2 separate regions of the Homo sapiens genome follow, and region 2 is linked to region 1. A link is an interaction called in ENCODE POLR2A ChIA-PET data of the cell type or tissue named here. Cell type or tissue: GM12878. All regions are shown on one strand. Each heading gives the region's core, and the rest is flanking DNA. Links, peaks and the distances in the headings are about the cores only.

The links. ChIA-PET counts read pairs that join two places held together with the same protein. Peaks named below come from ENCODE experiments on the same cell type or tissue, not always from the same donor. Only the 100,000 strongest peaks of a DNase experiment are listed, where the experiment ranks them.
Region 2: POLR2A ChIA-PET joins it to region 1 with 5 read pairs; 2 of 35 experiments call an interaction of 5 or more read pairs at or near these places.

The regions. Positions count from the first base shown.
Region 1 is chr9:98,452,930-98,463,846 of GRCh38, forward strand. It overlaps GABBR2 (gamma-aminobutyric acid type B receptor subunit 2), which reads right to left. Exons shown (of 19, transcript NM_005458.8): 7 at 1,052-1,288. Among named protein-coding and RNA genes, the nearest start is that of TBC1D2, 200 kb to the left of the region's middle. RefSeq lists a silencer at 7,844-8,044. In GM12878, for the core only: no CTCF peak of the experiment used is centred there; no DNase peak of the experiment used is centred there.
Region 2 is chr9:98,227,795-98,238,711 of GRCh38, forward strand. TBC1D2 (TBC1 domain family member 2) reads right to left here. Exons shown (of 13, transcript NM_001267571.2): 4 at 5,622-5,755; 5 at 1,158-1,354. MIR6854 (microRNA 6854) reads right to left here and starts at 1,423; the gene lies at 1,355-1,423. It also overlaps the pseudogene LOC100131625. In GM12878, for the core only: no CTCF peak of the experiment used is centred there; a DNase peak (open chromatin) is centred at 3,107.

The sequences.
Region 1 (10,917 bases), core at 1,996-6,995:
TTTGAACCTGATTTTGGGTCCAGAGCTTCTCCTGGCCCACCCCAGCCCACCATCTGGTAAACTGTGCCTGCACTGTGTGCGCAGTCAACTTTCTATGCCCTTTTTTTTTCTTTTGAGATGGAGTTTTGCTCTTGTGGCCCAGGCTGGAGTGCAATGACGCGATCTCAGCTCACTGCAACCTCTGCTTCCCGGGTTCAAGCGATTCTCCTGCCTCAGCCTCCCGAGTAGCTGGGATTACGGGCATGTGCCACCACGCCCAGCTAATTTTGTATTTTTAGTAGAGACAGGGTTTCACCATGTTGGTCAGGCTGCTCTCGAACTCCTAACCTCAGGTGATCCACCCGCCTCAGCCTCCCAAAGTGTTGGGATTACAGGCGTGAGCCACCATGCCCGGCCTCTATGCCCTTTCTTTCTTTTTCTTTTCTTTTTTTCAGAACAGAAAGAAAACTGTTTTATTACACAATTAAACTTGAATGTGGCATGCATCATAGTCAATCTGCTTAAGAGACTGCAGAGACAGAAAGATGGTCACCAAAATTAGTCCATAAGAGGAAGAATTTACAGCACCATGTCATACATAGTTCATCCTAAATTCACATGGAGATTGAAGAGGCTATCTGTGTGTGCTAATTGTTTATATTCAATGACAAAAAAACTTTTCACATCTTCATAACAGGAGGTAGTTTAGCAGCTTGAAGCCAGGTACTGTGCCAGGGAGCACAGAGCCACTGCTCTAAAATGTAAATAGCCAAAAGGATAGAACGCTTTTCAACCATTTTTGTAGCAGAGTGAAAGCCTACCTTCAGCAAGTACCTGGCTCTATGCCCTTTCTTATCCATGAGTCACAGAGAAGCATTTTCCCAATGTGTCTGAGAGCACACACTGCCCCTGCCCCTTGTCTGAACAGCCCTGCAATCCTAGGGCCTGCAATTAGTTATTTCAATGATCAGAGATAACAGATCACATAACAGAAAGCCTGTAACAGCCCCTCTTTTGCTTTGCATGTTTACAAGGAACACTAAGGAAAACAGCCCAGAGGCATGGGACTGACCGTGACCCCGAAGAAGTTGGTCTCGTTCATGGCATTGAGGATGATCCTGCCCAGCGTGTGGTCCGTGTAGTTGAAGTCCTGGATCCGCTGGTGCCGGCTGCTGGCATGCAGTGTCTCCATGGCCCTCTGCAGTGTCTTGGCGATGACCCAGATGCCATCGTAGGCGTACCCGTGGAACTTGCTGGGCCCCACGCCTGACCGCTTGTTGTTGTACTCTCTCTCATACTGCTGTGGAGTCTGGAAAAACAGGGGATTGGGGGAATCCCAAGTTATACTCGGCAGGGACATCAGGTGCCTGATGCCGAGAAGAGCTGCTATTCTTCAATGCCCACAGGGTGCCAGGTACAGTGCTAGATTCTACGTGCATTATCTCATTTAACCCTCACAACAACCTCATAAGGTGGGTACTGTTATTGTCCCCATTTTACAGACCCCCCATTTTCAGGGGGGTCAACTTGCTTAGTTCCACAAAGCTAGTGAGTGACAAGACTGAGATTTAAACTGTCTTTTGGCAAGACTAGAGAGAGGGGATAATACACCCTAACCAGGCCTTTGCCTCTAAACTTGCAGGGCCTGGGGTGAGGTAGAGGCCCATATCCCGTATGTCTAAATGTTAAAGTTATAGCATATGAACAAACTGTTCAAAAATATTCTCTATCTCCTCATCGTAATAAATACACCTTCCTAGGGATCTGGAAGGCCAAGCTGGAATTCAGAATTCTGGGACTTCTCTGAGTTTCAGCAGCACAGAGGGAGCTGACAGTGTGCTGCTCAGCCCACCCCTCCCCTTCCCTTCCCACCCCTCTCCATCCTGCAGCCCAGCCAGGCTCAGTCCATACCTCCTTCCCCTTCTAGCATCAGTAGCTCCCTGTACCCTCAAAGGCACAGTCTACCCTCAAGAACTGGGGCAAGAGGCTCCCTAGACCCTGGAAGTGGCTCCAGCTTATGGGTTGAGAATTCAGGGCACAGTCTGGAAGCTGGAAGGGGTGCAGGTCTGAGTGGGCTGTGTCCGTGGCTTGCAGATTCTGGGCCCCGAGGGGCCTGAATGAGGACCTCTTAGAGCATGTGACCCAGGGCAAGGCCCAGTTGCTCAGGTGTCAGGCAGCATCCATCCCTCCTGCTATTCCATCTACCTTCCATAATATAACAGTCCGAATAGGCCAGCATTGAAAAAAAGATTTTTTTTTCTCCCATTGAGCTGAATTTCATAAAGGAATTTCATTGGTGATATTAACATTTTGATTGTGGCCACAAAGTAACGAAACTGCCTTTTTACTCCAGACCTTGGAACTTGCACTTCCAGATGAATGCCACCCTGGGGGACCCATTACCCTCAGCTCCTTCATGGGTCTTTTTTCAAATCACTTCTGAACTCCTCTGCCAGAAATGTCATCAGGGCCCACGGCTTGGTCTTTGGAAAAACCCTCCTTGGGGAAAAATCACACACAGGACAATTGACTCTTTGTCAGTTTATACTGAGAAGGGCCCCTTAGGGACAGTCACGGGCATGCAGTCAGTCTATAGCCTGAGGCACAGAGAGGTGCAGAGACATGTCCAAGGTTACACAGCCTGTGTGTGTGTGGTGGAGGGAGGGGGGGCGCGGCACCAGACTACCTTCCCATTTCATCTTGGCTACTTCTTTCCTCTTTGATTTCTAAAGTCATAATTGCTTTTTGAAAACCACCACAAGTTGTTTGGGCCATGTCTAGTGTTTTTAAGGAAGGTGGTGGAGCTGGGCCATCAAAGACTGTGTCTTCCGTGGGTGGAGCCCACCGGGGCCAAGAAGCCAAGTCTCTTGTGGGGTCACCCACACAGATGCCTGGGGATGAGTGCCAAGTGCCCCCGGCTGTGAACCTTGCAGGCAATGAATTCTGCATGACCAAATGTGAATGAATCCTGGCCGGGAGTCTGCCTCCTCCTGTTTCAGGGTCCTCCTGGAAGGCTCAGGTTTGATCTGTTTGCAGCTTTCCTTGGAAATGCATCCTCTCTAGCTACCACCACTCTGCTCATCACTCAAGATACACAGTGGGCAGAAACTCCCCCCAAATCCCAGGTTCCTCAAAGAGACCAGCATTTCTAGTCCAGCTCAGCTCCCTGAGTTCGTCCTGTTACTCACATTCCTCCACCCGCCCACACTCCATGCCCGCTGGCTCTTGAAGCTCATAGTCATCCCCGCCACTTTCACTCCTCCTAGAGAAGGAGGAAACAGTCCACTATGAAGCTCTGTCTCTTTAAACCTTTTGGGTCCCTTGATCACATCAAGTTGGCTTGCACCTCAGGGCTTTGCACAAGCTGTTTCTCTGCCAGAAAGCTCCTTGCCCAGCTCTTGGCATGATAATTCTCAGCATTCAAATGTCAGCACCTGTCACTTCTCAGGGATGGCTTCCTTGACCCACCCGTTGTAAAAGCCCCCAGCCTGAGGCCAGGGGTTTTTATCTTCTTTATTGCACTTGTCACTCCCTGCAATTTTCCTCCTTATGTGTTTACTTGCTTATGGTCTGTGGTTTCACTCCTCCCTTCCCACCCACCTAGAATTAAGCTCCATGAGGTCGGAGATGTGATCTGTCTTGATCACTGAGGTACCACCAGAATCTCAAACAATACCTGCTTAGGCCCTTTTTAGGCCTCAGTTTCTCTGTCTGTAAAACACAGGAGCACACCTATTCACACATTGTAGAGCAAAATCGTTCTTCCCAAATACAAAAAGTTGTAATCCTACTGTGTATGAAAGTAGTCATTTCCCTGCATCCTTGACAATAGGTATTTTCATTTTTAACTCAATTGTCAGTTTGTTAAGAAAAACATATATATCTGTTAAGAAAAAAGTATTCTTTTAATCTTAATTTGCATTTCTTTAATGATTAGAATGAGCTTATTTTAAATATTAACCAGCAATCTTAATTTTTTAGGTGAATTTCCTAATTATGTTAGGTGAATTTCCTATACCATCTTGCTATGGTGATGTCACATCATTTAATGTTTTGTTTTAGTGTCTCCTTGTTATTTTTCCATCTTTTACTACTTGGCTGTATTTTCTTTGATTTTTTAAAATGTGATTTGTGTCTATTTCTGGTTGTTAACTACTGACCATTTTAAAAGGATTTAAACAGTACTTGGATGCGTGTTTCTTTAATTAATTGCGTTAAGCATCACAGAAATGAGGCCCCTTTGACTTCTCTTTTGGATTTTGCTCCTATGAGCTTTCTCCAATGCACGCAATGGCATTCGAGGGTTGGTGGTGTCCATTTTTGAATTCCCTTGTTCGACCTAATGACTACATTCAGATGACATTTCTACAACACCTCCCTGACCAGAACACGACACTGGAGCAGCCTTCAAGGTTTCTATGATCCTTTAAAAGTGGGAGGTCCAGACTTGAGGTGAACATTCCCAGTGTGGTCTCACTGGGTGGTAACTGAGTGTAATTTTAAACTTCCTTGATATAGTTTTGTTTTGTTTTGTGGGACACTAAGGGGATCAAGATCATATTGTCTATTGGATTTGGCCTTGAGGTCAACAAAAGTCCCTATATAAACTTTACATATGCCACTTGTAAACTCATCTATCTCAAAAAACTGTCCTTCCCGGGTACAAGGATCAGGAGGAGGGCCAAGAACACTGGAAACACGGCTCTTTACCAGATTTCTGTGGGTAGAGTCCTTGGAATCAGACACAGGTGTAGCTAAGCCCTGAAAGGTGACCTCAGTTCTTGCTGTCTTTGGAAGCACCAGGTTAAAGAAGTCGTTGCTGCCACATGATATCCCAGGCCATTCATCATTGTTCCCAGGCGATGCCAGCACCAACTCCCTTGGGCAAGACAATGACAGCAGGAAGAAACGCACTCACAATTGTTGGAGAAAAAGTTCTTAAAGCAGGCCTCCAATTATTCAAGGCAGAAGAATTTCTTCCATCGTAAAGCTGACACCGAATGCTGATTAATTACCATCCTCCGAGGTCAAGTTTATCGTGAGATGCTAAAAGTTTCTGAGAAAATAACTTATGCAGATAGTCCCAATTACTGATAGGTTGGCCTCCAGAATATTTTTTAAAGGCATTTGTTGGAACTTGGAACATATTTTCCCACAGACACTATGTTATAAATAGTGGTTAGGTCCCAAGGCTAGCCCACACAAGCTTGCTAACCTACAATGTGACTAAACCTTATGAGTCTGTCATCCCAACAGAAATGAGCTGAGTCCTTCTTCCTGGGAGAGGGGAGCCTCATGGACAGAAGAGAGGGCAGGAGAAGGATACATCCTCTTCCACATCTGCAACTGATCCCCACAGAGGTGAAACTGGCAGACTTTCTCGCTGGCATCCCTGTGGGAGGTTTGAATCACAGAGTCTCATTTGGAAGTACACGAGAGAATATTTAGTTTGCTGGTTCCCGTGCTGCCGTTTGTAAATCACTTGGGAAGCTTGTTAAAAATGCAGATGCCACGGCTGGGCACGGTGTCCCACGCCTATAATCTCAGCACTTTGGGAGGCCGAGGCAGGTGGATCACCTGAAGTCAGGAGTTCAAGACCAGCCTGGCCAACCTGGCAAAACCCCATCTCTACTAAAAATACAAAAAGTTAGCTGCGCGTGGTGGCAGGTGTCTGTAATCCCAGCTACTCAGGAGGCTGAGACACAAGAATCATTTGAACCCAGGAGGCAGAGGTTGCAGTGAGCCGAGATTGCATCATTGCACTCCAGCCTGGGTGACAGAGTGAGACTCCATCTCAAAAACAAAATACAAACAACCAAAAGAACAGATGCCAGGGATACATTTTGGTTCAGTATATCAGTGAGTGAGTTAACTTAGGAATCTGTATTTTTAAAAACCTTCTCAGATTTCAAGCATACAAAAATTGGTAACCACTGATGAAGTCCCTCCTGCGATCTGATTATTGGATAATTATTGGATCTTTTCAGTAGCAACTTCCAGGTGTTTGCTGAGTTTCTTCTTATACTCCTCCAGTATTGGGAAGCTCACTATGCCTCTCAGGCAGAACTTTCCACTTAGGGAATGGCTGATGTTGAGGAGACTGTTCTTCCAGATGCAGAGTTTGCACCTCTCTCCCTGAAACTTGTATTCGCATGCTACGTGTTCCTGCGGAGCCACAATACACACATCTGCTCCCTTTATACACAACAGCCCCTCAAAGAGCCAAAGACAGGGAGATGCCTCCCCTTTTCTAATGCATTCTCCTTCTTTTAAGCAAAATAATCTCAGTTCAGACTTCCACTCTATGATGAAATCGCTTATATCAGACCAAAGCTCCCATCAAGAACATTTAGAAAAGCAGAATAAAATATTAAAATAGCTATTCAAAGACATCAGAAAACAAGCAGGACAGCTAGGACTGAGAATCCATCATTCTGGAGAGAAGATAAATGCTTTGAGATGGGCCCCAAATTCTTTGCTGTTTTCCTTTTGAGGCATTTTCTGATTTGTAAGTAAGAAGGCTAGTCACAGAAACAGAAAGCATTGGATCAGAGTTTTCAGCAGTCCCTCAGGGATAGGAAGCCAAAAACTGTAGTTCTGGACTACCAAGGTAGCAAGACTTGCATGGCCAAGGTGCCAGAGTAAAGGGAACCATAAAAAAGTGAGCCTGGTATTAAGACTGGCATTTTTACTTAAAATATTTGATAATTAAGCTGCATAAAGCAAGAGGCTGAGAAGCCAAGCAAAAGAGCCAAGAAAACAAACAGAACTATTTAGAGTTTAATAGTATTGGGAAAATAAAAATTGGAGTCCAGGGTCAGTAAATATCCCAGGATTTCAGTTGAGAACATTGAAGGGTCAAACACTAGGAATCAGGGCAAACCAAAATAGATTGGGCCTTACAAAAACTGAAACCGAACCTGGAATCATCTCAGTTCTTCACTGGATTAAGGCAATTTGCCACTACTCTAACTACTTGCTTGAAGAGTAATACATTTTCCCTGGAGAAAGAAAACACTATCTGTAGCCTCTACAATTTTTCATACACAACACATTTAATTAAAATGTACTAGGTACACCAGGAAATAGGTCCAGATAATTGTTTTAAAAGAAAAGCAAGGAAGAAAAAGAAGAGAAAAGTATATGGAATGGAAACAAATTCATAGGTGATCCAAATCTTGACATTATTAGACATGAACTTTAAAATAGCAAGGTTGGCGGGAATGGTGGCTCACGCCTGTATTCCCAGCACTTGGGAAGGCTGAGGTGGGCAGATCACCTGAGGTCAGGAGTTCAAGACCAGCCTGGCCAACATGGGAAAAAAATTAGCCAGGCATGGTGGCGGGCACCTGTAATTCCAGCTACTTGGAAGGCTGAGGCAAGAGAATTGCTTGAACCTGGGAGGTGCAGTGAGCCAAGATCACACCGCTGCACTCTGGCCTCGGTGACAGAGCAAGACTCTATCTCTAAAATAAAATAAAATAAAATAGCAAGGTTTGTATGTTCAAGAAAATTGATTAAAAGATGCAGAATGTCATCAGAGAACTGAATACTATAAAAGAAAAAATATAAAAATTCTAAAAATAAAAAATACAACAATTGAAATAAAGAATTCAATAGATAGGTGAAACAACATATTAGACACAGCAGAAAGTAGATTAGTGAACCAAATACAGGTTTGTATTCAGACTGAAACATAGGGAGAAAAAAAGTTTGGAAAATAAGAAATGAACATAAGAGATACATGGAATATGTTGAAAAAGTATAATATATGTATAATTGTGTCCTAGAAGGTGAGAAAAGAGAGACTAGACAGAAGCAATATTTCAAAGGATACTATTCTATTTCTCCAACACACATCAATACACAGATTCATGAAATCCTATGGAGCTCTATGAACTCCAGGCAAGATGAACACAAAGGAAAGTTCACTTCAGCACAGTGTAGTAAAACTGCCAAAGACCAAATCAAAAACAAAATCTTAAAATAACTAGAGGAAAAAAAGATGCATTACTTCAAAAGAGCAATAAGTCAGACAGCAGACTCAATAGAAACAATGGAAGCCAGAAGACAATGGAATGACATCTTCAGTGCCAAAAGAAAATTATAGGCCATCTAAAATCCTCTATCTAGTCAATACATCTCTCAATATTAAAGGTAAAATAAATTTCAGACAGCCAGACACTTGGAAGATTTGCTTCCAGAAGAGTCACAGTAAAAGAAAGACCAAGGAGAAGTTCTTCTGGCAGAAAAATAATAGTAACAATAAGCAGAAAAATAGAAATGTGGGAAGGAAAAAAGTAATAGGAAGTGTAAATGTGTTAGTAGATCTAAATGAAAAATGACATCAGTGCCAAGAAAATCTTAAAGAAGAACAAAGATTAAGGATTTATACTACAAAGTATCAAATCATACTTCAGTAATTAAAACAGGGTGATATTGATTAAAAGATAGATAAGTAGACCAAAGGAAGATAAATGGAAGTTCAGAAGCTTGTGTATATATCCACACTATATGCAGTTGTTTAATTTATGACAAAGGTGACACTGTAGCCTGAGTGGTGGGATGGGGGATTATGGCCTTTTCAATAAATAGTCCTGAATCAATTGATTATTCATAAAATTAAATATATTATTTCAGACCATACATAAAATTAATTTCAAGTAAATTCTATGTCTAAATGTGAAAGATATAACAAAACTTCTAAATGACAAGATAGGAAAATATCTTCACGAGCATGGGTGGGTGTATTAGGCCGTTCTTGCATTGCTATAAAGAAATACCTGAGACTAGATAATTTATAAAGAAAGGAGGCTTAATTGGCTCATGATTCTCCAGGTGCAGAATCAAGAATCGTGGTGCTGGCATCTGCTTCTGGTAAGGGCCTCAGGAAGCTTTCAATCATGGCAGAAGCCAAAGGACAGTAGGTGTGGCACATGGCAAGAATGGAGCAAGAGAGCAAGGGGGAAGGTGTCACACACCTTAAACAGCCAGATCTCACATGAACTCAGCGTGAGAACTCACTTGCTACCAAAGGGATGGTGCTAAACCATTCAGGGGGGATCCACTCCCATGATCCCATCACTTCTCACCAGGCCCTACCTCCAACATTGGGAATTACATTTTGACATGAGATTTGGAGGGGACGAACATCCAAACCAAATCATCAAGACAGGGTGATTTTCAGAAAAAACTAAAATAACAAAACCAAATACTGCTTCTGCCTAGTCTCTCTTTCCTCCCTTTCCAGGACACAGTTATACATATATTATACTTTTTCAACATATCCCATGTGTCTCATATGTTCATTTCTTATTTTCTGACTTTTTTCTCCCCATCCTGAAAATGCTTAAACAAGGCATAAATATACTAATCACAAAGAAGACTAATACATTGGATTACATTAAGATTAGGAATATCTATTCATCAAAATACATCGAGAGTGAAAAGATAAGCCACAGAATAGGAGAAGATATAAATAATACATATAACTGTCAAATAATTCATATCCAGAATCTAAAAAGGAATTCTACAAATCAGTAAGAAACAGGCAGAGTATCCAACAGGAAAAATGGGCAAAAGACTTGAATGGGCAATTCACAAAAAAGGGTATCAAAATGGCCAATGAAGATATGAAAACATGTCCAACTTCATTAGTCATCAGGGAAATGCAAATTTAAACTAAAACAAGACACCAACCACTACACACCCACTAGTTTGGCTAAAATTAAAAAGCTGACACACCAAAAGTTGTTGAGCATGTGAACCAACTGGAACTCTCAATCACTGCTTGCGGATGTGTAAATTGGTATAACCACTTTAGAAAGCTGTTTGTCACAGAGTCTACTAAAGCTGAACATATGGCTACTCTGACTCAGAATTCCACCCCAAGTATGCACCCAATAGTAATGTGCACATATGTTCACCAAAATATATCAAATGCCCAGAATTAAATCAAACAAAATAAGTACAATAATCCTTTTTTCTTCTTTTTAATTGAGATGGAGTCTCACTTTGTTGCTCAGGCTGGAATGCAGTGATGTAATCTTGGCTCACTATAACCTCCGCCTCCTGGGTTCAAGCGATCCTCCTGCCTCAGCCTCCCAAGTAGCTGAGACTACAGGCATGTGCCATCATGCCCGGCTAATTTTTGTATTTTTAATAGAGATGGGGTTTCACTATGTTGGCCAGGCTGGTCTTGAACTCCTGACCTCAAGTGATTCACCTGCGTCAGCCTCCCCAAGTGCTGGGATTACAAGTGTGAGTCACTGCGCCCAGCCAATATGTGCAATAATTCTACACAGAAAACTATAAAACATTTCTGAGAGAAATTAAAGAAGACCTAACTAAATGCAGGGATATACACAATTCATGGATTGGAAGACTTTAATATTAAGATGTCAGTTTTCCCTAAATTGATCTACAGATTCAGTAAAATCCCAATAAAAACCAGAGAAAGTATGTATGTATGTGTGTATAAACTGGCAATCTGTTTTAAAAATGTATATAGAAATGCAAAGAGACAAGAATAGCCAAGACAGTTTTGACGAACTAAGATGGAGAACCTATATGAGTAGTTATCAAGACTTATTATAAAGCTACAAAAATTAAGATGTTTTGGTGAAAAACAATGGAAAAGAAAAAGATAAAGTTTAGAAACAGAGCTCTCCCTCTCCCTCGCCCTCTCGCTCTCCGTCTCGCTCTCGCTCTCGCTCTCCGTCTCGCTCTCGCTCTCCGTCTCCCTCTTTCTACAGTCTCCCTCTCTTGCAGAGCCTGGGCAGTACTGCCGTGATCTCGGCTCGCTGCAACCTCCCTGCCTCGGGCTCCGGTGATTCTCCTGCCTCGGCCTGCCTAGTGCCTGGGATTCCAGGCACTCGCCGCCACTCCTGACTGGTTTTTGTATTTTTGGTGGAGACGGGGTTTCGCTGTGTTGACCGG
Region 2 (10,917 bases), core at 492-5,491, 230 kb before region 1:
AAAAAGTAACTTCTGACATGCCAGGAATGAAGCCTCTGCCGGTTCCCCTGAGATCTGCTGACAGTGGTCACTGCTTAGGGGCAGAAAAGGCAGACGAGGGGCCAAACTAGGTATAGGGAGAGCATTTTTTCTAGATTTCTTCCCACCAAAATAGGGCAGAAAAGAAAAGAAGAAATGTACAAGTTATAAGAAATATTCAGAAGGTAATAGGGCATAAGCCCCACCTCCCCAGCCTAAGTCCTCTGGAGTCAGGGCTGGAAAACAAAGCAGAAAGGGCCTCCGGGCAGCCAAAGTTCAAACACAAAAGCTTAGGCCTTCCTCTAGAGGAAAAGGAGTCTGGGCCCTCACTGGAGCCCGCCACTGCCACCACAGGTCCTACCAGGCCCCACCGTTGGGATTTATGTAACAACTGCCTAACTTAGTCGCTTTTATCACTCTAAAGAGGGGCTCCCGCCCGGAGCTGCAGCCCTCTCACATCTTTGCCCTGGGACCCTCACTACTTCATAAGGTAGCCCCTGGCTTTTAATACCATTTACTCTCTGGGATGTAGGATTTTGGAGTAGTTTTAATGTCTGTGTGTATGAGATCTGTTTTCTACAATTATTATATAGCTCTTGTAACTCTCGTAATTAACTTCTTACCATATTAAGCCCAAATATTCCTTTCACTGTTTCTGTGTTGGTCCTGGCTTAGCCCTGGGCCACACACATGCTGCTTGTTTGCTTTCTCCTGTGACAGTCTTGTGACGGTCATTCAGATATCTGTGCCCAGATATCGGCTGCCAGGTCAAAGTTCCCCCCAGTTCTATCGACAGCCCCTCCCATGACCCTGCATCCAGATCACCTGCCTCTAAATAATGTCATTTTCTGGGTAGGGGGTGAGACCATGCATGGCCCTCCAGGAGGGGTCCAAGAGACAGTTATTAGAGTAGATCTCCAGAGATACCTGCCCTTGGTGCCCTTTTGTGACTTACTTTGAGTGACATCAGGTTCTTGAGTAATCAACAGCATATTTCAACATTCTGCAGTTTGGCCTTTAAAGACCAGAGAGTAGCTGGTGCCCAGCACGGCTAATGCGTCCCATCTAGCTTATCCGAAAGGCTCCAGGAACTGGAGGGGTCCACTGGAACCTGGGGCCTCCCTGGGACCAGACCTCACCTTCTGAGACTTTAACTCCTTGGTGAGCATCAGAACCTGTTGCTCCAAGGCTGCCACTTTCTCCTGGGCAGTTCGGTTCCGTGTGATTCCTTCAGAAAAGAATGGGAAGGTGTTGTTCTGGCGCTTGGCTTTCTGAGCGAAACTGATGGTCAGAGAAGGCTTGGGTGCAGGCTTTGGAGAATCCTCTGGCTCTCTCCCTGCTCAAGAGGAGAAACGCAGAAGTTATGACTGATGACATCAGCAGTTCTCAAACCTGAGCTTGCTTTAGAAGCACCTGGAGGGCTTGTTAAAATGCGGATGGTTGGGCCCTAATTTCGGAGCTCTGGATTTAATAGGTCTGGGGCAGGGCTTGAGAATATGCACTTCTAAAAAGTTCCTAGGTGATGCTGACACAGCTTGTCCAGGGGTTAGACTGTGAGAACCACTGGCCTACATAAACGTTATTGCACTGTGCTGGCCCATCTGCTAAACTGTGCCTGTCTCCTTCCTTCAGATCCCACCCAGCCTGCATTGGTCTATCTCATGCCACCCTGCTGGTGTTTGCCAAGTGGCTTTCTCCTCAGGCACAAGCCCTGGCAGGATGTTCTGTTCCTTATTTCAGGATCCCACCTCTATGTACTAGGAGATTTTCAAAGCACACAGATCTGTCTGATGATAGGAACACAAAATGAATGTCTGTACTCTGCATTCTTGCTCCAGAGAGCAGCTCAAGCATTTAACTTGATTCTTCTTATTCCAAGCTAAGTTAAGAGATATATTTCCCCCACAGTTGATTGTCTCAAGGATGCATAGTCCTTTTATCTCCTGGGTTACAACCTATGGTTCACAGGCCAAATCCAGCCCACAGCCTGCTTTTACAAATAAAGCTTTATTAGAACACGGCCATGCCCATTTGTTTATGTGCTGTCTATTGCTGCTTTTACTCCTCAAAGGCAGAACTGAGTGCTTAAAACAGAAACCCTATGGCCCACAAAGCCTCGAATCGTTACTATCTTGCTCTTTACAAAAAATGTTTGCCACCCACTGTTTTTAAGTCATCAAAATTTTATTCTTAAATCAAACCAAACATCAGAGAATCATTCCCTTGTGTTGCCTTGTCCTGCCCTGACCCAGCTGTGCTTCTGGTCTCTGCCATCAGCCTGCATCAAGGGACATTTAAGGGCCTGACTATGTAGCCAAGGGCCCTTGAGAAGCTTGTTCACATGGGATATATACATCATGCCTATTATGAGTCCCCAGCAGAAGAAATTCCCTTCAGCCCTAGGAACTTCCAAGAAAAGCTTTGCTTCTTATAAGAAAATATGTTTTTAGTCTTATGGACACTGGAAATAATCTAGCTGCTTGCATTTCCCTCTTTGCCTTGGCTGCTGAGCTTACAGCCACATTTACTGCCTACTCTCAGATATTTTGTAGGATCGTAAATTGATCTTATCTAAATCTCCTAACCAAATTACTCATTTGCAGGAGTATGCATTTTAGTAAACTATTACCTATTTCTTGGGACTAAAGTGTTAAAGGTGTTGAAAATAAGAATGTGGTATGGCATCCCAGGATAGGGGACACGCAGGGCTTTGGGGATAGGCCAAATGACTTAGCATGAGACCAGGCCAAGGGCTGGCCAAACAGTCTTGAACAAATAAAGAGTTACTCCAGTAGGTGACAGGAACCAGACACTGAGTGCAAAAACAGTACCTTGCTCGGCCGGGCGTGGTGGCTCACGCCTGTAATCCTAGGACTTTGGGAGGCTGAGGCGGGTAGATCACTTGAAGTCAGGAGTTCGAGACCACCCGGCCAACATGGTGAAACCCCGTTTCTACTAAAAATACAAAAATTAGCCAGAAATCACTTGAACCCGGGAGGCAGAGGTTGTAGTGAGCCGAGATCATGCCAGTGCGCTTTAGCCTGGGCAACAGAGCGAGACTCTGACTCAAAACAAACGAACAAAACAACAGTGCCTTGCTGAGTGCAAAACCAGAACAGTCTTGTTCCAGATCGAAGAGAAATCAGGTTACACTGGGTACAAGGCAGCCTGCAGAGCTCAGAAATATGTACTACCTCTTTCTCCTTCCTGTAATGGGGTATAGGGGAGCAGGGAAGCTCCTTGTAGCACTGCTGCCCTCTGATACATGACTGTGCACCAACTCTGAGGACAGGCAGGGCAGGCCTCACAGTGCCCAGTTTATAATTAGAGAAAATAAGGCCTAAGACAGTGGTGTTCAATCAGTGCCCTGGATTTCATAGGAGTGCCTCAAGGGCTGACTGGGAGAGGAAGGTGGAGTAAGAGGAGCAGAGGAGGAGTCCAGACTCCAACTCCAGCCTCAACTCTGCTTTTTTTTTTTTTTTTTTTTTTTTTAATTTGTAGCTCATTTAGAGTCTCAAAAAGAATTTAGGTGTTTTTTATTAGTGTTCAAGAAACTCATTTGTACATATTAGAAAAGATTTATTGACATAAAAATAATCTTTTCCTCCATTTAAAAATCTGATTACAACCACTGTTTAACACAGTGTAAACACCGTTTAACACAGTTTAACACAGTGTTGAGATATTCAACACTTTATTAGAAAATAGGTTTTGTGTTAGATGATTTTGCCCAAATGTATGTGTTCCAAGCATGGTTAAGATAGACTGGGCAAAACTATACTGTTCAATAGGTTAAGTATATTAAATGCATTTTCAACTTATGATATTTTCAACTTATGGTGGATTTATCTGCTTTATATATTAGATTTTGTTCTGTCACTCACTCTGTGGCCGTGAGCAAGTCACTCCACCCTTCCATGCCTCAGTTTCCTTATTAATCTAATGAGGATAACAACAATATATACAATATATACAGTTCCAGTTGCTGTAAGAATTAAATAGGTCAAGGTAGGTAAAGTGCTTGGTACACACAGATGAAACTTGAAAAGATTCTACTAAGTCAAAGAAGCCAGTCACAGCATGGTATATTCCTTGGTATATTCCACTCACAGCAGATGTCGAGAACAGGCACAGCCATAGAGAAAGAAAGATGAGTGGCCACCTAGGGTTATGGGGCAGTGGGGATTAAGGTTGATGACTAAGGGTGCAGGTTTCTTTTTGGGGTAATAAAAATGTTCTAAAATTGATTATAGTGACGGCTGCATAATTCTGAGGATATACAGAAAGCCACTGAATTACACATTTTAAATGGGTGAATTGTATAGTACATGAATATATCTTAATAAAGTTGTTGCCAAAAAAAATGCTTACTGCCGCACTGGCATGAAGTAACTGCTAGTGTTATGATGATGGTGACTCATCCGATATAGCACTGGCCTTCTCTTGGACTGCTTGTTGTGCTCTCTAGGGCTCTGCCAGGCACTGACTGCTCCAAAGGGTGCTTTTTCTTTTCTTCTTTCTCTTTTTCTGTTTTTTTTTTTGACAGTGTCTCACTCTGTCACCCATGCATGATCACGGCTCACTGCAGCCTCGACCTCCCTGGCTCAAGTGATCCTCCCAGCTGAGCATCCCAAGTAGCTGGGACTACAGGCTTGCACCATGATCAGCTAATTTTTTTATTTTTTTGTAAAGACAGGGTCTCCCTGTGTTGCCCAGGCTTGTCTTGAACTCCTGGGCTCAAGCAATCCTCCAGCCTTGGCCTCCCAAAGTGCTGGGATTACAAGCGTGAGCCACCATGCCCAGCCTCTTCTTAATTTTTTACTCTGAAAAAATTATAGACTCACAGGAAGTTGCAAAGATAGTGCAGACATGTCCCAAGTACTCTTCACCAAGCTTCCCCTGATGGTGACATCTTACATAGCTATAGTACACTATCAACTCTAGGAAACTGGTGTTGGTACAATATGTGTGTATAGGTCTATGCCATTTTATCACATGTGTACATTTGTTTTTGGTTTTGTTTGAGACGGAGTCTCACTCTGTCACCCAGGCTGGAGTGCTGTGGTGCAATCTCGACTCACTACAACCTCTGCCTCCCAGGTTCAAGTGGTTCTCCTGCCTCAGCCTCCTGAGTAGCTGGAATTGTAGGCACTGGCCACCATGCCCAGCTAACTTTTGTATTTTTAGTAGCGTGGTGGTATTAACAGGTGGGGCCCTTGGGAGGTGATCAGATTTAATGTCATGAGGGTGGAGCCCCTGATAAGATCAGTACCCTTAGAATAAGCAGCAGAGACCAGAGCTCTTTCGGCCACGTGAACACACAGTGAGAAGGTGGCCATCTATCTGCAAGCCAGGAAGGGAGCCCTCACCACACATTGAATCTGCCGGCACCTTGATCTTGGACCTCCCAGCTTCCACACAACTGTGAGAAATAAGTATCTGTTATTTAAGCCACGCAGTCTATGGTGTTTCAGTAAGTAGCCCAAGCCAACTAAGACACACACAAAAGCACAAATGCTGGTTCGCTGGAAGGAAAGAAGGCACTTGTGCCAGCCGTGAGGAGCTGGTCCCTGAAGGCAGCTCAGCCCTGGACAGAGGCTCACCTGGGGTGCTGGCGTCAGAGGCCAAGGGCTGCTCCTCCCTCTGAGGCTCCCCACTCTGTGGAGAATCTTCCCCTGGAGGTTCATGGCCTGTTCCCTGGGCCTGCTTGTTGCCACGGATGTTGTGCATTGTGTTCCTGAAAGGAGACAAGAACAGAGGAGCATGAGGCTGAACCCTGCCTTTCTGCCCTTCTGTCCTTCCCGCCACCACTGCTGGAGCTCAGGTCTCATCCCCACACCCTGTCATCCTGACTGGTCTCCCAGACTCCAGGCACCCTACATGATGCCTCCCCATGCATGGCACTCCCAATCTCCTTTACCTATCTCTTTCGCATTCTCATCTTCCACACACTATGTGGCTTATAAGTAATACAAGCTTGACTTCCTTAACCCCCACCCCTGCAGCTGGAATATAAATGCCATGAGGCGGAGGTATTGTCCGTTTTGTTAACTGATGCACCTACAATGCCTAAACGGTGCCCAAAACATAGAAGGTGCTTAATATGGGTGTGTTGAGTGAATGCTGAATGGACTTGCTGAACCAACTTTCCCGAAACCTTCATCTGGTTTCATAACTATCTGGCTCAAAAACCATCAGTGGCTCCCGACTTCTGCTGAGATAAGTTGCAAACATCTCCTGGCATCTTTCCCTGCTTGCTCTCTTTCCCTGCTCAGATCTGTCCTCTGTGCAGCCTTCACTGACCATCTCATGGCCTCCAAGGGGCTTAGTGTACTTCGCAGCGGGGTCACCCTTTGGCCAAGTACTTGTCTAGGCTGAAGCCTCATGATGTCATTTCTTTAAGAACCGGGTACTAACCTACCTGCATGTTTGCTGGTGCCCAACACTGGGTTGTACATGCCAGAGACCGGGCTCAATACATGTTTGGTTTATAGAAGGGAACTAGATAGTACCAAAGGCTGACCTAAGATCACAGACCACAGAGAAGTTCATAATGAGCTGGATGTAAAAACAGTTCAAGGAGTTTATTTTCCCTTGCAAAGAGATAAGATTAATGACAGGGAGGGAAAATGATGAAAGGAGTTCACTAGGTCAGTGTATTTCGAACTGAAAGTTCCCACTCATTGGTAGATTGTAAAATCAGTTTAGTGTCATGACCAGCATTTAAAAAATGAAATAGAAACTATCAGGGCTGCTGCCACCTGCCTGCATCCACCTGTGTTGCATCGGAATCCTGAGGAGCTGTTGGGTGGTCCAGACCAAGGCTGGCTCGTGTGGAAGTCATCCTTGCCTCTGTTTGCCGACCCTCCCATCCATCCTGTCTCCCAGTGGTCGTCATGCGGCGCACATCTCCTGCCTGCTGTACTAGTTCCATTTGCTCTTTTGGAAGCAGGAGCTAGAACTGACGCTTGTGGGGCTACAGGACTTAGGCCAAGACCAGCTTTGTGAATATCACTGCGTCAGGTCAATTTAGTGAAAACATGATACCCACAGTGAGCTTCGACACGAGGAAAGTAACTAAAGGTAACATCACAGTAAAGATCTGGGATATGGCTGGGCACGGTGGCTCACGCCTGTAATCCCAGCACTTTGGGAGGCTGAGGTGGGTGGCTCACGAGGTCAGGAGTTCAAGACCAGCCTGGCCAGGATGGTGAAACCCCGTCTCTACTAAAAATACAAAAATTAGCCGGGCGTGGTGGCGCATGCCTGTAGTCCCAGCTACTCGGGAGGCTGAGGCAGAGAATCGCTTGAACCCGGGAGGCGGAGGTTGCAGTGAGCTGAGATTACGCCACTGCACCTCCAGCCTGGACGACAGAGCGAGACTCCATTTCAAAAAAAAAAAAGATCTGGGACATAGGAGGACAACCCCAATTTCGGAGCATGTAGGAACTATATTGCTTAGGAGTCAACGCTATTGTTTACATAACAGATGGTGCAGATCGTGAGAAGATAGAGGCCTTGAGAAATGAGCTACGTAATCTAGATAAACCACAGTTACAAGGAATTCCAGTGCTAGTACTTGGAAGCAAGAGAGAGATCTTTCTAATGCCTTGGATGAGAAACAGCTAATTGAAAAAATGAATGTCTGCTATTCAGGATAAAGAAATGTGCTACTATTCAATTTTTTGCAAAGAAAAGGATAATGTAGGTATCACACTTCAATGATTTATTCGACATTCAAAATCTAGAAGCTGAAGCATCTCCTGAAGTCTTCCAATCCTTCTCAGCTATAATCCTAGAATTATTGTCTGTTTCTCTAAAGCACTTCCCAAAATACGGTCCTTCCTAACCCCAATAAATTGTCTTTTTCAGAGTTTATTTCTCATGTGCATTGCTGAAGATGTGTATCCCTAATCCTTCATAAGAATCAGCAAGTTGTCGGCTGGGCACGGTGGCTCACGCCTGTAATCCCAGCACTTTGGGAGGCTGAGGTGGGCAGATCACGAGGTCAGGAGTTCGAGACCATCCTGGCTAACACGGTGAAACCCTGTCTCTACCTAAAATACAAAAAAATTAGCCATGTGTGGTGGCGGGCACCTGTAATCCCGGCTACTTGGGAGGCTGAGGCAGGAGAATGGCATGAACCTGGGAGGTGGAGCTTGCAGTGAGCCGAGAAAGCGCCACCTGTACTCCAGCCTGGGTGACAGAGTGAGACTCCATCTCAAAAGAGGAAAAAAAAAAATCAGGGAGTTGTCATGATCAAGTCAGCACATACAAAACATACACATATCTTACACATACTTGTCTTAAACTGTATAGAGCTTTTTAAAATTTTATTTATTAAAAAAAAACAATTGACCATCTTAACTCAAGAAGATTGCATATTTCCATCCTGGTCTTTCTGGGCCAGATTTTTGTTGTTGTTGTTTGAGATGGAGTCTCACTCTGTCACCCAGGCTGGAGTGCAATGGCACGATCTCGGCTCACTGCAACCTCCACCTCCCAGGCTCAAGCGATTCTCCTGCCTCAGCCTGCCGAGTAGCTGGGATTATAGGTGCCCACCACCACACACAGCTAATTTTGTATTTTTAGTAGAGACAGGGTTTTGCCGTTTTGGTCAGGCTGGTCTCAAACTCCTGACTTCAGGTGATCCACCCGCCTTGGCTTCCCAAAGTTCTGGGATTACAGGCATGAGCCACCGTGCCTGGTCTGGGCCAGATTTTTATATTGGTTTTCAGTAAATGTTTATCTATAACATTTCATTATAGAGTCCAGTAGCTTGATACTGATACTGACTTGATACAGCATGAAGTTTCTAGTGCCACACACAGTTTTTAGAAAACCTTTAAGCCTGGCTCATGTGGGATATAAACATAATGTTTATCTTATCTCACAAATGTATGTGAAATGTATAATTACACCTTAGGAATCCAAAAATGGTCTGCAAAGAGTGAGCGGAGGCACCAGATCAATGTTGTTGGTTCTTTACACTGGTGAGATTCTACTTGATGAGTATTAAAAACACTGCTTTCTGAGAATTCTTTATCACAAAATAGCAGTTGGGGATATGGGAGGAACTAAGGCATGCTTTGTATCTGTGTAGATCATTACTTCCATTTTTTTTTTTTTTCCTCATTCAAAATACTTTTCATGGGGTTGGGAATTGATTATTTCTCCAAAGCTTTTATGAATTTAAAGCATGCCAGTTAAGATAATAAAATCTGTTAAGAATGTCAGACTTTGGCCGGGTGCAGTGGCTCACGCCTGTAATCTCAGCACCTTGGGAGGTCAAGGCGAGTGGATTGCTTGAGGCCAGGAGCTCGAGACCAGCCTGGCCAACATAGTGAAACTCCGTCTTTACTAAAAATACCAAAGTTAACCAGGCGTAGTGGCTCATGCCTGTAATCCCAGCTTCTCGGGAGGCTGAGGCAGGAGAGTTGCTGAATGTCACTTGAACTGGGAAGGCAGAGGTTGCAGTGAGTGGAGATTGCGCCACTGCACTCTAGTCTGGGTGACAGAGCAAGACTGTCTCAAAAAAAAAAAAAGAAAAAAAAGAAAGTCAGGCTTTGCTGAAAAAAAAGAAAGAAAATATCAGAGTGCACCCCACTTAGTGCACCTTGCAACAGCACCACTGTCTGGATTACTATAGCTTTGTAGTAGTGTTGATATTGGGAAGAGTGCGTCTTCAAACTTTTTTTTTCTTTTTTTTTTTGAGATAGAGTCTTGCTCTGTCGCCCAGGCTGGAGTGCAGTGGCACGATCTCGGCTCACTGCAACCTCCACCTCCCAGATTCAAGCGATTCTCCTGCCTCAGCCTCCTGAGTAGCTGGGATTACAGGCGTGCACCACCATGCCCGGCTAATTTTTTTTGTATTTTTAGTAGAGACGGGGCAAACTTTTTTTATTCTTCAAGATTATTTTGGGTACTCTGGGGCTCTTGAATTTCCAGGATCTTGAATTTTAGGTTTAACTTGTTAATTTCTGTAAGGAAGCCACCAGAATTTTGATGGTGATTATATTGAATCTGTAGATCAATTTGGGAAGTATTGTCAGATTAATAGGTTAACAATATTAAGTCTTTTTTTTTTCTTTTTTTTCTTTTTTTTTTTTGAGACAGAGTCTCACTCTGTTGCCCAGGCTGGAGTGCAGTGGCACAATCATGGCTCACTGCAGTCTCTGCCTCCCGGGTTCAAGCGATTCTCCTGCCTCAGCCTCCCAAGTAGCTAGGATTACAGGAATGTGCTACCATGCCCAGCTAATTTTTGTATTTTTAGTAGAGACGGGATTTTACCATGTTAGCTAGGCTGGTCTTGAACTCCTGACCTCAAGTGATCTGCCCACCTTGGCCTCCTAAAGTGTTGGGATTACAGGCGTGAGCCCCTGCGCTCAGCCTAGCAATATTAAGTCTTTTGATTCATGAACATGAGATATCTTTCCAGCTACTTAAGCCCTTTTTTTCAACAATGTTTGGTGTTTTCAGAGCACACATTTTGCATCATTATGTCAAATTCATTCCTAAATATTTAATTCTTTTTCTAATATTGTTATGGAATGTTTTCTTAATTTTATTTTTGGGTTGTTTATTACAGGTGTATAGAAATACAACTGATATTTCTATATTGATCTTGAATCCTGCAACCTTGCTGAACTAATTTCTTAGCTCTAATAGTTTTTCCTTAGGATTTTCTGTAAACAAATATCATGTCAACTGCAAATAAAGATAGTTTTACTTTTTTCCTTCCCAATCTGGATGCCTAATTTCATGTTCTTGCCTAATTGGCCTGGCTAAAGCCTCCAGAACAATGTTGAATATTCCTGATTTTAAGGGGAAAATATTCAGTCTTTTACCATTAAGTATGTTAGCTTTGCATTTTTCATTGATTCCCTTTATCAAGCTGGG